Regions from separate parts of the Homo sapiens genome. Here regions 2 and 3 are each linked to region 1. The links are chromatin loops, found by intact Hi-C in ENCODE. Cell type or tissue: PC-9. All regions are shown on one strand.

Region 1 (5,000 bases):
AGAAATCACCACTAAAGAACTTATTCATGTAACCAAACACCACCTGTTTCCCAAAAACCTATTGAAAAAAAGTTATTTCCCACGAATATCTGTGCAATTTAAAACATATACATAAAAGTATATTAATATTCCTCACACTCACACCTTTTGAGACCACTAGAAAGATTTAGGGGAAAAAAAAAGGAAATTCAGACAAAAGTAGTTTTTCAAGCTGAGTCCTCAAAGCAACAAGTAGTAGCATCGTCTGATCACTTAGCAATAAGTTCCTGTAGCTCCTTTTGCACCAGGTAGTCAAGTAGGGACAACTGGTACTGCCAGGGACCAGGCTACATTTGGGGAGCTGACAAGAGCAGCATCAGAGTAGGCTTTAGTGAGGAAGCTCATTGGGTTCATGGCATGCAGCCCATGAAAGGGATGAAGCAAGAGGACCCCCTGGTCAGGGCAGGGCATCCATCACGTTGGGAAGAGCAGCCAGTGCAGGGTCAGGCTGGTGAACGGAGGGGACGGGCCAAACGTGAATCTCAAAGCAGAAGCAAATACAGGCAGGTGCAAACCCAAGCGCTGTGCTCGGCCTCCTCAATGTGGATTGCAAAACAACAGTATTTACTGGGGCTTGCTATAGACAAGACACTCTGCTAGGGGAAGGGGATACGTAGAGGCAACAAGACAAAATGCCTACCTTACAGAGAGGGTATGGACTAATTGATATGCTGCATAATGACCATTCATCAATGAAGGACCGCATATTCTATGGTAGTCCCATAAGATTCTAATACCATATTTTTACTGTATCTTTTACGTGTTTAGTATGTTTAGATACACCAATACCATTGTGTTCCAATTGCCTACAGTATTCAGCACAGTCATATGCCATCCAGGTTTGCAGCCTAGGGGCACAGGCTACATCATACAGCCTAGGCGTATAGTAGGCTATGCCATCTACATGTGTGTAAGGACACTCTATGATGTTCACACAATGACAAAATCACCTAATAGCACATTTCCCAGAACATGTCCCCAACATTAAGCAATGAATGACTGTAGCTGAAAAGGGTAATTTAACAACGGAAAGCAGTGGGTGGCAGTCAAGAGTTCTAAGAAGTCCAAGGTGAAAGTGCTCTGTGAATAGATTGCTGGTCTCCTATTTTGCTTTTTGAGCCCATCTGTGCTGTGCTTTTGGAAAAATGTTGTCAGTCCTAACCTCCAACACTCTCAGTGCATTTGGAGCAATACACTTCTGGTGAACAGAGAAAATACCATATTCTGCAAGTGAGATTTTTTGTCTCCATTCTGTGGTTATTCTTTATCCAACAAAATGAAGTTTTAGAATTTAAGTTAATGAACATTTATTGTGGACCTAGCTTACAGAGTAAAGGGACAGATGAGTAAAAGAGTCTTTGCCCTCAAGAGTTATGAAACCTGAATCACAAGAGAAGTATAAAAAGGGACTACCAGAGAGTTCAGATGAAATGAGGTGCATAATGAATGTGCCTTCAGTGGGGCACAGATGGAGTTATGTGGGAGGGCATGGGGAAACTCTTAATGCAGGAGTTGGCCTTCAGATGATCCTTCAAGTGGGATGGTCATTAGAAGGAGAAGAGATCCCCAAGGATGAGCAATGCCAGTATCTGAGGCCAGATGGCCCGGAAAGGCTGGTGCTAGGGGGAGCAGCAGTCACTCTGTTTGTCAGAGCCCAGGAGCTCTTGTACAGAGGCAATGGCTGCACCAGCTGGTGGAACTACATTGCAGGAAACCTCCAAAGCCACACAGGGTTCATCTGCTTTTCAAAAGGCAAAAAAGGACTGGTGGGAAGTTTCTGAGCCAGAAGGAGACAATATCAGTTATATCTAAACCAAAATATTTTTAACTTGGTGCAAGGTTTCTAGATAAATCAGGGAACTGGATAATGAGTCAGAAAGAGTGCCAGGAGGATGTCAGCATCGCAGAGGTGCTCCCTGCTAACATCACATCCTGCACTCAATTTTTTTTTTCTTTAAATCACTGCTCGGGTTGTGTGGCATGTAATGAGAATGGTAAAATGCTTTGTTCTTATTACTGTAATTTCAATAACAAATATGGAAAGAAACAACGAAATGGCCTACACAATAAAAATAATTGTTAACCCATTTTACTAGCTCTGTGGCTAAATTATATTTTTATAAATTACAGTTCCAGTGGAGGCAAATGTGCTCGCAAGTTCCTTGTTAACAAGGTCACCAGTATAATTTGAATATTTTCCACAGCTGTTGCTCTCACACCTAAAGAGGGAAACAGCTCCAGCTATGTAGGGCAAGTGAACGAGAATGCTAATGAGTCTAACAGATTGGTTCAAAATAGAAGCATAAACCTTCAATTCATGAGGACACAACCGTTACGAAACCAAAGCCGAGGAGCTGGTCTGTGTTGAGGAATTCAACACTGCAACATCGTTCGAATATTTGACATAGTTCTTGACCCAGGCTTGGCAAAATTTGTCCACTATAAATAGAGGAAGGAGGGAAAAGTTTATGAGAGACCATATAATTCCATAAACATGAATTTCACTCTTAGAAGAATCCATAAAGAATACTTTGAAAACATGCTTTGTGAACGCTCTTTCACTGAATTACTGTGTAAAGCGTTTTGGCAGCAGTATCATGTTCTATACAGCAGAGCTAAAATTGCAAATTCACAATGATACAAGTGATATTAGGTAATTAAGACAATAAAGATTTATTTGATGATAAGAATCAATGGCTTGATTTACCAAATCAATTGGTTTACTATTTTGTTTGTTTAAGTGGAGATGAAGTAAACTTCCATCACAGTCCTTAATGATAAATCTTTATTGTTGCTGCTCTTTTCCATTCTATCTGCGTTGAGAAACTAGTTTTTGGAACTCGCTGTAAGAGCTGTAGAATGGGAACAGGCTGAACCACTGAGTAAGAGGGAAACAGGTTTTGCACAAGACGACGTGCAAGTGGAGGATCTGACGTGGTTTGAAAAGCCGTGGGGCTTTGACTAACACACTGAGGCATGGAGGAAATGCCACCAAATTCCTACCAAAGCACACTCTGAACATCGACATTATACTAAAGCGAATAATAAATAAGGGGCAAGAACTTGCAGGCACTGCCCATTTGCATTAAAGTCTGACAAATTCCTGCTCCCAAAGAATTCCTCAGGAAATGCATTGAGATGATGATTCTCAGATCAATTCCCTAGCATTCAGGGGAAAAGTTTTTTAAAATCACAAAATTAAAAAACAATGTCTTTCAATACTCCAGGCACTGATTTGAGATGTTACACTTTTTGAAGCCAGACTCGGTACTTTTTGGTATATTGGGCTCAGAGTCTCACTGGTACTAAGCTTATTTGATGCTTTGGTGTGTTGGGCACAGAGCTTTCCCTGGTATGTAGCTTATTTGTAAGTTTCTATAAATTGTTGCAAGTCAGCTGTAGGAAAAGCAGGCATCTTGAGAAGTCCTGGTAATTATTCCAGAGCACTAGGCTTACATTAAAAAATAAAAAAAAAACTTAGCCCAGAGTGTTGTGAAAAAGACCAATGGAGATTATCATTTAGCTACCTAAGAAGAGTGTAAAGAAAACAAATTATTATCCTAAAATACTAGTGATGATTTACCTAATTAATCTTTGACAGCTTGAAATGTGTCCTCAGCAAACGGTAATGTGGTAGTGTGTGCTCAAGGAACACTAGATTAATGAAGCACAGATATAAAAATTGCATCTGTTAGATTATGTAATTCTCTCTGAGTAATTTTAATTACTGGGTATTTCAGGACCTTCCAAATCTTCTTAGAACAAAAATGTCTTATTTTATTTTTAAGAAAACTTACTTTGAGTTTTCCATCACGCTAAATATTTTACTCATCGAGACCTTTTTTAAATTATAAGACTTTTTTTTTCTTTCTTTGATTTTGGCAGCATGGGAGAAGGAAGGTAAATGAACATAGAGAAGTTATCTAACAATTTGTTTTCATTTAACATTCAACAAGGGAGAGATTTGTTTCCTCTCCAGATTTTAAGAGATTTAAATAAGGTCGTTTATGTTCAGCTCAGTTAAGCTACTGATGATCATTCTGTTCTCTTGGCAGTAAAGTGTCCTCAGCCTATTATTTCTTTAGAACAATAAAATAGCCCGGGCTGCCCAAGCCATCATCCTACAATGGGTAGAACCATGCATAGATTATTAGCTTGCAACCACACTTCTGCCTCTATTGGATCATGGCAAGGGGGCCTGACAGCATAGACCTGCTTCTTGATAGAACAAAAAAAGAAGGCTAGCCCGTTCACGACAAGATCATTTACTAAGAAAATATTCAATACTCAACAATTGCAAGTCTTGGGACATTTAGAAAATAAAATAGACTTACACTCCTTGAAGTCATCCCAGGAGAATTCTTCCGGTGAAGACTAAGGTGATCATTCAGCCCCTCGCTCGTTGGGGAGAGAGAGTTAAGTCACAACTGAGATGAGAACATTGGTCCATGGCATTGTGAAATGGATATGCGCGTTAGTATAAAGGGCATCACTTAGTTCATTTCCATCTGGCCAGTGTTTATTCTGTGCTTTTTGTATAAGGCGAGAGTGCAAAGAGGTATGACCAGTCCTCTAGGAATCCCTAGCCAGTAAAAAACTTTTGTCAAAACAGAGGAGAATTCCTCTTCTAGCAATGTCCATCTAGCTGGCTTCTGACTCACCTTCCAACTCAAAACAATGAGACATACTATGTGTTAAATGTATCAATATATACACACACACAATTAAAATCTGTTTGAAACTATAGGGCTCCCAAAGTAGAAACCTCAGATTTCACAATTAAGAAAACTGAACACCAGTTAAAATTTCAGTTTCAGATAAGCAATAGGTAATTTTTAGTTCATGTATGTTCCAAATATAGCATGGGACACGTGTCAAAAGTTATTAATTGTCTCTCTGACGTTTCAGTGTAACTTAGTGTCACACATTTGCCTACAGCAAAGCAGGGAGAACCTGAGGGG
Region 2 (5,000 bases), 370 kb before region 1:
TCATAGAAGATGCAAAACATAGCAAATTGTTTTTCTTTTGACTCTTGATCAAAAGGGGGAGCACAGCAGTCAAGAGTTTAGAAAAGTACTCTCATGTTCACACCTGTGTCCTACAGAGTTCTGCGATTTGGCAGGCAGGCTGTGTGAGTGGGCCCCTCTCCTCACTGAAAGACATTCTTGGTCCTCAAAGGTGAGGTCCATGGCTCCAGCCCTGCCTCGCCTCCCCTGGCCTCTATGTCGACTTTCCATTACGGATGGAGAACCGCTTCTGGAGTCAGAGTCTTCGCAGGCAGTAAGGCTCGTGAGAGCCTCAGTGCAAGACGAACCATCTCCATGCGCTGATGTGGTTTTTCTGAAGTAAAATAAGGACTAATTTCCAAACTTCATGCAAACAAGGCAAAGATTTGTCGATGACGGTGGCAGTGAAACTGCGGGATTGTCAACATCAGATAGGGTGGACATGGGGGCCGGGAAAAGCCACGCAGACACTAGCTGTCTCAGGACCCATGTTGTCTGGATTTTAAAGGCCTATTTTTCAGCCTTGCTTGGTTTGAAACAGTTCATTTCTACCTTGAGCCTTTCCAGGGAGTCTAGCGACCAACTGACAACCTCAATAAAGATCCATTCCTGGGTCAGTAGCAATTCAATGATGGGTTGAGCTTCTGAAGTTACCAAAGCTTTCATTTCCTGTCCCTTCCCCACATGAACTAAGTATTCCTGGTCCAGTCAAGATTACACCAGACCGTCATGTCAGGGGCCCAGGACCTTCTTGCTGGTTAATAGGCTACAGTAGCTGCAGCGTCATTCTCTTAGCAGGGTTTTTCAAATTTTGGATTAGGACCCATTTGGCTCATGAAATTAATGTACTGAGCCTCTACAAGCAAGCACTGAGGAAGAAGAAAAGAAGGAAGGAACTGGAAAAAAAAATATTTCAATGCAATGCACATAATGATGCATGGTCTCCTAAACTTTTCCGTGTGTGTGTACGGGCTCGATCATGGTGTAAAAATCTATTAAAAGGCTATCATAGCCACTACTGTACTGCAATATATTCCAAGCAACATAGACAGAGGCTCCCACATCTGGATTTTTTTTTCCTGTAAAAATAAGAAGAGGCCGGGTGTGGTGGCTCACACCTGTAATCACAGTACTTTGGGAGGCTGAGGTGGGTGGATCGCCTGAGCTCAGTAGTTCCAGACCACCCAGGGTAACATGATGAAATCCCGTCTCTACTAAAAATACAAAACAATGAACTGGGTGTGGTGGCATGCACCTGTAGTCTCAGCTACTTGGGAGGCTGAGGCAGGAAAGTCGCTTGAGCCCCAGAGGTGAAAGTTGCAGTGAGCCAAGATCGCACCACTGCACTGCAGCTTGGGCTACAGAGTGAGACTCCAACTGGAAAAAAAAAAAAAAAAGAAGAAGAAGAAGAAATTGAGTCACAGATTTTGTAAAAAAAAAAAATTAAAAATATTTATTAAGATTTATATTTATTTGAATCACCTTTTAAAATGTCAAGTGGGAAAATGAGATTTTTTTCCATCAAATACATTCCTTCCTTCCTCCCATTCCTCCCTCTCTCCCTCCCATTCTTTCTTCCTTCCTTTTCTGTATTTTAAAAAATATTTTTAATATAAGTAGTGTTTTTAGTAGTAAAACAGAGCCAACATTTGTATCCGTCCAGTAAGCATTTTCCTAGCAGGAAACATACAGGCCTGTGCTGTTTCCATTCTTAAAAAGATGGAATGAATAATACAGAGGCTAGAAGGAAGTCAGGCACGGGAGAAAGTGAATATTAGATTCAATTTCCTCTATTAGGTTTCATGCCTCTGAGCTGCTGCGTTGGTGAATGAAGACCTCTAAGCTTTTTACTGCTTTCCCTTTATGAGGTTAAATTGTATTTTTTCAGTATTTCACCCCAATCATGTGCTGTAAATCTATTCTTACTTTAAGAAAGAACTCATTCCACAATATATTTGCTTGACACAAGCCTGGGATTAGGGCAGTTTGCAAAGATTTGTTCTCCCTGATTTTTTTTTTTTTCCCTGTGAGTAAGTAACAATCTGGAGAGTAGTTAATGGAGTCGGTGACTCAGCTCACTTTGCTGTGGTTTCTGCTCTGTCATCAGCATGGATGTCTGGTCATTTTCGTAGAAACCAAGGAGAGTCCTGGAAGAAATGATGAGGTAGGTGTGGTCCTCCATCTCCGAGATGCTCCAGCCCAAATTTCAGTTTAAGATTATTGTGCTTTCACAGTTGCTCAGATAAAACAGTTTTCACTTCCCACAGACTCAGTGTTTAAAAATTAAGCTTCAGCAAGAGGAATGTTTTCTTACACAATTCTCTAATTCAACTTGTTTTCTCTCTCTGTATAGAAAAACCCTGGAGCAAAATACTTTACCAAAAAAGGACAAAATAAGGCTTGTGACTGCAATTTAAAAATTGTTAAAGGACACCGTTTCATAGGGAATAAATGAGAAGTGGGTAATGACTGTTTATTTGAATGATTCAATGCAAATTCCCTGGAACAGTAAATCTGGCCCAGTTTGTTTAAAGTAGAACATGTTTGACCTGAAACTTCTCGGAAATACAAATATTTTGTAAGGTGAGATCTGATTTAATAGATTTCTCTTTCATTACTTTTATTCATATAAAAACCAGAGAGTATTGTGACATTCAAAAATCAAGTAATTTGATATTAAAACCACAGCAATATAAATGACAAAAACAAGCCGTTCTGAGAGGCAAAGCAGCACTTGGTTTCCTAAGCCTGTAAAACTACTTGCGTTCGCTGGCTAGATTGAATTTTCTAAAACTACACAGTGATGTTTAGTTACTAGTTAAATGGTTTTTATAGAAATCTAGTTAGAAAGTGCAATTGAGTTGTGTCTCTTCATTGCTATTTTCAGTTAAGAGCTTCTTCCAAGGGCCAGTCTGCACCAGGTGTAAGTATTGGAGCTAGTAGGGTGATCGATAGCAATTGAATGATTAGTTGAGCCTCTGAAGTTACTCAAGCAACTATTTTAACGTTACAGATTTAAGAACATTTCTTGCTGCAAACGTTTGATCACAGGAGTCCATAGCTGAATAGGTGTGAGGCTAGGAGTCTTTTGGATATAGTAACCTTACTGTCAAACATGTTTTGCTATATATATAGTTACACATGGAACATAGCCATGTATAAAATGAATATTTGGTCCTCACAGTGAAGAGGAAAGTGCAGTCATGCTTTGTGACTTAGACACCTTATTGTCATCATCATCATTTTTGCAAAGGGCTTTTATCCCACCTTTGGCTGGAGCCTGGTGTGCCCCCCAGGGTGATGGGCTTGTCCACAAATCTCTGGTCTTACTCATTTTCCTCTCGTGGCTAAAGGCTCAAACATCACACACGGAGGCAACAGACACAAGGAAGACAGTATCGACCAGCATTTGTGAACATATGTGTCTAAGAAATAATAATCACAGAGCTTCGTGTTAAGTCCATACTTTCCGCAGAGCTGCAAAATTTACTAAGTGTTTTTGCCTTATTTGATTCTCACAAAAATCCTATGAGAAGAGCAGGCAGACACCCCCGTTTATAAATGAGGAAATGAGCTGGACACAGTGGCTCACTCCTGTGATCCCAGCACTTTGGGAGGCCGAGGCAGGTGGATCACCTGAGGTCAGGAGTTTGAGACCAGCCTGGCCAACATGGCAAAACCCTATCTCTACTAAAAATACAAAAGTTAGCTGGACGTGGTGGCACGTGCCTGTAGTTCCAGCTACTTGGGAGGCTGAGGCAGGAGAATCAGTTGAACCCAGGAGGCGGAGATTGCAGTGAGCCGAGATTGTGCTACTGCACTCCAGCCTGGGTGACGAGAGCGAAAACTCCGTCTCAAAAAACAAATAATAATAATAATAATAAATGAGGAAACAGTTGCTCAGCACTGTTGGGGCATGGCCAAGAGCACACAGAGATGGAGCTGGGCTTGTTTGGAGGTTTCTGGTGATAAGTCCCAGCTCTTGTACCACCCCATCCCTACAGGACTCCCAGGTTTTCTGAACGGTATAAATGATCTCACAGTCAGGAAGCAGGACACCATAGCTCACCTGAGCAACCGGAGGGCAGGCAAGCAGTTAGCCAGTTTGCTGTCACTCTCTTAGCCCTCTGGTTCTGGCCTTTGTGAGTGAATGTGAATAGGAAGAACATGAAAGGAAAATAATCCTAATATCCCATAGTAGTTCCCCATCCAAGCACCCTTTCTCTTCAAACCTCCTAAAGCTTCGACAACCACCTGGTGCTCATGATCTCCTCTCTCATCTCCTCAGAAGACACGGTTCTTGGGTCTTCTCTCTCTTATTCTTCAGAATGAGTCTTCCCTCCAGAAACTCCTCTGAGATTTGGCTGTGGTCTCCCACGCCCTGTCAGGCAGCGACTGCAGGCTTCTGTGGTTCTCGTTTCCAAACCTCAAACCATGAGAGACATGGAGGCTCTTCGAAATGATGGTGACACTGCTCTCCTGGGGAGGGCTGGACATGGATCGTCCTTTCCCAGCTCCGCTTAATCTGAAGCAGGAGGATCTGGCTGAGAGCTGGGATGAACTTCAATCTGGTTCTGCCGGATACAAAATCGACTGAGAAATGATGCCACCAACCAAAATGGTTTCTGAAGTTTGGGAATGTAAACATTTTTTTCCTTCTTTTAGAGATTTTCAGATAATGGAGTCTGGTCCCTCTGTCCATGGGCCATCAGCACCTGCAGTTCACACCACACTTTCCAGGGAAGAAGGCATCTACAGCACACCACCCACTGCAGGAACAGTGCAGATTCCCACATCTACAGCACAGCACCCACTGCAGGAACAGCACAGTTTCCCACATCTACAGTGCAGCACCCACTGCAGGAAGAGCGCAGATTCCCACATCTACAGTGCAGCACCCACTGCAGGAACAGCGCAGATTCCCACATCTACAGCTCAGCACCCACTGCAGGAAGAGCGCAGATTCCCACATCTACAGAACA
Region 3 (5,000 bases), 85 kb before region 1:
ACAAGCAGGGTCTAGTTCCAAATGCCTTTTGCGTGTTGCTTATAATCCTCATAGCAGCCCTGGCAGTAAGGACCTATTATTGTCCCGATGTTACCAATGAGAAAGTGAATGCAATTAAGTCACTTACTTATGAGTAGCAGAGCTGGGATTTGAATCCAGAGAGTCTGGAACACACATCTCACCACTACAATCCTTACACTTTTCCATATGTAGGGCTTCCCTATTTCCTGATATATCAAAAGCTCTTGGAGACAATGGATAAATGGTAGGGTGAAGACTTGATTCACAGCACATAACGTGGAAGGTTGAAAGTAGATCCTCATAACCATCTGTTTGGATAATACAGAATTTCTTCTTTCTTCAAGACCCTCCAGAGATAGCTGTAAGGATAAATGAAATGACTTCTGTTGAAAACGCAAAACTCCTTTGAACCAAAAACCTTTCCATAAAGAAAATAAAATATAAAACCTGTATAGTCCCCTAACAATGAAGCCATAACAACAAAAAACAAGAGCAGTATTTCGAGTCTGAAATGCCTACCCTTAATCTGCCTGTAGTTGCCGGTGTATAATTTAATGTGCTTTTTGGAGTTACTACCAAGATAATTTCAAATTTACACTTTGAAAGTTCGAAACTGAATTATCTTGGCTTAAAAATAGTCCACTCTTAGTCAAAAAGAGAAGCAGCACATTTGTGTCAGTTATCTATTTAGGGACAAAATAGAGTTCGAAAAAAGAAATTAAGATACTATGAAAAATTCTGCTTTTGTGTAAGTTCAGTACAATATTTTGAACTTTATGTTTTTCTAAGACCAAATTATTTAACTTGAGCCTCAATTTTGGGATTGACGCCTCTTAGGCATTTCCATAATTTAATTCCCTGTGCTGTCTAGGTCCATTATTTTAATTTCTGATCTTATGCCTATTCAAATTACTTTTCTTCACAATATTTTATCTATATTTTAATACCTCATTAAAATTTGACCTCTGCAGGAAGCCCTTTCCTGCATTTCTACTGTATTTGCATGACATCATTTAAAAGAGATCTGGTCCTCCTGACTTCAGCCTTGGAATGTTGTAAAGGAAGCATCGTTCCAAAGCTCTGGTATCCTCCCAGTGCCTGGCACCATGCTGGGCACGAAACGGACCAGATGCTTATTTGGTTTCCATTAACAGCAGACACCTGCCCCTGCCATTGACTGAATTACCTATTTCCACATGCTCCACACTAGGACAGGTGGCCTCCCATCACAGTTCCCATCCTTCACCATTTGACCTCAGGGCGCCTTAAATTCTGTTTCTATACATTCCCTCTATAGCTAATTGAGGCCTTCCTAAACGCCAGCCACCATTTAGCCCTTTACGTATATGGTTGGCTCATAAATACCCCTGAGAGGTAGGATGGTTCCCACCCCATGACAGATGAGGAAACTGAGGCACAGGTGAGGCTGCCAGTTTCCCCAACCACTCAGCTGGGGTGTGGCAGGGCAGATGACAGAACCAGGGACCACAAACCCTAAAGGGCGGCAGCGGCAGCAGCAGCAGCAGCAGCCTCTGCACGGGCACGGGTGGCGTTGGTTTTGTGTGTCTGCTGTTTGTTAGGGGTCCAGCCTGTCTGTTGCTGCTGTCTGTGTGTCTGTGTGTCTCATGCGATGCATCATTCATTGCATGGGGACCCTGTTTTGAGGCCTATCCGAAGTTTCATCCTGTTCCTAAGCTGCTCTAACCCGACTTCAGAGCTGTCTGCATCTCAATCCCATGATCTCACTCCAGAGGCAAAAACAAACCCTGTGAAGTGGGCAGACATTGCCCGTAACTGCAAAGTGTAACAATGTTGTTGTCATCATTATCCAATAACGCCAGAGCAAAGACATTGTTTTTCACTTTTATTATTATACATCAAAGATATGGTATTTTCCATGTATGTTCATTTAGTCCTTAAGTAAATATTTGTCGATTACATCATTGGATCTTCACAGAAGTGGCTCCTGACTAAACAACACTGTATTGTAAGAGAAATGGCATCATTTTTTAGCATATTTTCTCTTTAGAAAAGAAGACAGAGATTTGAATTTGGGCGACACACATAATAAAATGGATGTTTTCTTTTTAACAACCAAATCATACTCGAATTACAAAACCCTCCAGGCATTATCAGTTAATGCAAACACAGGAGGAAGATTTCTGCTCTCCGATTACATAAAACGTCTCCCCATTCCCAAGATCCTGGAGCCTCTCTCCCAGCGTCAGCTGTGGACCGCGGGTTTTGCAGAACGGGAATTCAGGCACTGTGATCTCAGCCAGTGAGGAGGTCAGATCAGGGCCCCAGGTTTGCCTGGTGGACCTTCCGAGTGGAAAGCAGCCAATGATTTGTTACCATGCAGGACAGCCGCCTCCGGGAACCCGTGTGTGGCCCGGGTGCCACGCAGCCTCGCGACCCCTGCCTCTCTTCACTGGCTTGTTCTCTGCCTCAGTCAGAGCCAATGACTTAGTGGCATCACAATTTTCTCAAACTTGCCAGAACTTTCTGGAATGTACTTAAAGAAAGCCATGACTCTGCCTCTTGTTAGCTGACATTCATTAGAGGCTTTGTGTCAGAGCTGGAAGCCATGAGTCACACTTGCTGATACAAGGGGAGATCTCAGCAGGAGGAACGGGCCTCGTGGTGCCCGTGCGCTTCCTGGAATTGTGCTGTAAGTGAAATGAGATGCTGGTGCCTGGGAGACCAGAGCTCAGCCCACATGGACTCCTCTGACACTTCGTCTACACTTAGAAACCTCCAAGCAGGCACAGGCCAGGCGCAGGTCACTTTCTTCAGCCCCATCTCCCCAGGCAGCCCCAGAGGCGGCGGCAGTGGGCTCCCAACTTCATGAATCCGCTGGAGCACGGAGATGTGGCGTGAAAACATGTCACACTCCTGGAGACGTGCATGAAGCCTCCTGGTGGCCTCAGAGTGTCTGGGGCCACCGGTCCTTTGAGATTTTAAGGAAAACAGTGTGTTTTCTGCTGTCTCCCCCTGACACAGCACTCTGAAAATCAAGCCGGAGCACCTGCAGAACCTCAGCACTGTCCAGAGCATCGTTGTGAGGGTCGGTTGCTGACCCAGGGCACGTCAGCCCCTGGAGGCCGAGTTACACTAACCTAGCCTCTGTTCCCTACATTCCTTGGTGTGGACTCTGGAATGGACCATGGAGAGAGAGGACATGAGAGCTGGAACTTTAATGCCCATTCCTTCGGCTCTGGATGTGGGAAATACAGGTCATGCCGAGATAACACACTTTTCACCACAGGGGCGTTCACAGGAAGGCCACACGCTTCATGTCAAGGGTTAGACCAGAGGCTCAGGGCTGTGTATTCACAGTAACGGCCAAGGAGGAAGGGATGGAGTTGATGCAACTGGAAACCCCCTTAGCAGTTGACATTAGACCCTGTCTTGCAGAGGTGCTGAGGGACGAGCTGCCTTTGAAGCCTGGCGCACGCATCTCCCAAGGCTGCGGCAACCAAGCACTGTGGATCAGGCGGCCTCAACAGTGGGAATGCAGGTTCTCACACTCCCTGGGGCTGGATGTCCTGAACAAGGTGTTGGTTCCTCTTGAGGTCTCTCTTCTTGTCTGGTAGACGCCATCTTCTCCCAGCGTCCTCACACCATCGCCCTCTGTGTCCCAATCTCCTCTTCTTACAAAGACACCGTCAGATTGGACGAGACCGCATGCTAATGACCCTGTTTTAACTCAGTTAACTCTGGAAAGACCTCATCACCACAGTTCTCACCTTCCCAGGAGGTTCAGACTTCAACACCTGAAAACTAAGGACACAACTTACTCCTTAACAGTGTGTGTGTGCCTGCATGTTCTTAAATCTTCAAAAAACTATGCAGTTGAAGAATTTGGGAAAATGCTTCTAGGCCATACATGGTCCTGTACTGTCATTTAAACAGTCCCCCCACTCTCCCCCACACACACAGGGCCCTCGTCTCTGAGGGTCTTCTCCACAGACACCTCCCACATCCACAAAATGAGATGCCCAAGCTAGAGGGTCCCCTGGCACCCTTTAGAGAAGGACAGAAATAAGACGGAGGAAGAGGAGGGCTGTGGATAGGCCTGAGTCACTTCATCACAGATACCTCTTTAGAAAACCCTATGGATTGACTTCTTGGTGTAAATGATAAATGGCCTTTGAGAAAAGTTGGAAAATATGGATAAAATATAATAGAGGAAACAAAAATACATGTGTTAGGTAAACTTAGCCGTAACAACTGTTCAGTTATCTGGGGGTGGGAAGTACCCCCAGCCCTTGTTGCTGTGGGAATGTGAGTAGCTGTTCCCTGTGCTTGAAAAGTCAATATGCAATTATATCTACATGGGGGTGAACAGGCTGCCCACACAGTGTTAGAGCTTGCCTTTTTTTCACCTAGCCTTCCACATAATTGAAAATAATTCAGAACTTTAATTTTTAGTGACTACATAATATTTTATCTTAACAATATGCCAAAACTATTTAATCATTCTCTTGGTGTTGACTATTTCTGATATTAACAGTTCCGTGTGGCTAGAACAAACATTATTGCCCATAAATCTTCATAGGTAGTCATATTATTTATTAGGATATATTCCTAGAAATGGAGTTACCCGATGAAGGGGCATGGATAATTTCAGATCTATTGTTACAAATCAGAACATCACTTTTTGGAAATTCTTAGACTTTACCAGGAGTGAATGAGATTGTTCATCTACCAAAAATTCTAGCAGCAATGGGGAGTTTTATTAAACACACAAACAAAAACCACACACACACACACACACACACACACACACACACACAGAAAGAAAGAAAAAAGGGTTGCACCCTTTATTAGGCAAAAAGAAAAAAAAATGATATCTCAATGTTGTAAGAATTTGAGTTTCTTTTCCTTACTGGTGAGGTTGAGGAATTTTTTATTCATTTCTCATTTTCTGTGTTTAAGCACTGGGCTGTCTTTCCGTTGGAAGCGGTTTGCCAATA

The links. Peaks named below come from ENCODE experiments on the same cell type or tissue, not always from the same donor. Only the 100,000 strongest peaks of a DNase experiment are listed, where the experiment ranks them.
Region 2: a loop joins it to region 1, with 5 times the contacts of the local background. A loop is called at or near these places in 4 of 110 quality-filtered maps.
Region 3: it touches region 1 in a loop (7-fold over the local background); 5 of 110 quality-filtered maps call a loop at or near these places.

The regions. Positions count from the first base shown.
Region 1 is chr10:3,621,591-3,626,590 of GRCh38, forward strand. All of the region lies in intron 1 of LOC105376360 (a long non-coding RNA gene), which reads left to right. Among named protein-coding and RNA genes, the nearest start is that of LINC02669, 120 kb to the left of the region's middle. In PC-9, no CTCF peak of the experiment used is centred here; DNase peaks (open chromatin) are centred at 1,851, 2,371, 2,981 and 4,611; H3K4me3 peaks cover 3,114 bases; H3K27ac peaks cover 4,219 bases.
Region 2 is chr10:3,246,960-3,251,959 of GRCh38, forward strand. The region is part of intron 2 of LINC02668 (long intergenic non-protein coding RNA 2668); the gene reads right to left. LOC105376353 (mucin-5AC-like) reads left to right here and starts at 2,055. Exons shown (of 3, transcript NR_164119.1): 1 at 2,055-2,182; 2 at 2,372-2,601; 3 at 4,684-5,000. RefSeq lists an enhancer at 1,781-2,980. In PC-9, no CTCF peak of the experiment used is centred here; DNase peaks (open chromatin) are centred at 2,132 and 2,562; H3K4me3 peaks cover 346 bases; H3K27ac peaks cover 2,239 bases.
Region 3 is chr10:3,536,652-3,541,651 of GRCh38, forward strand. All of the region lies in intron 1 of LOC105376360 (a long non-coding RNA gene), which reads left to right. Among named protein-coding and RNA genes, the nearest start is that of LINC02669, 36 kb to the left of the region's middle. In PC-9, no CTCF peak of the experiment used is centred here; no DNase peak of the experiment used is centred here; H3K27ac peaks cover 212 bases.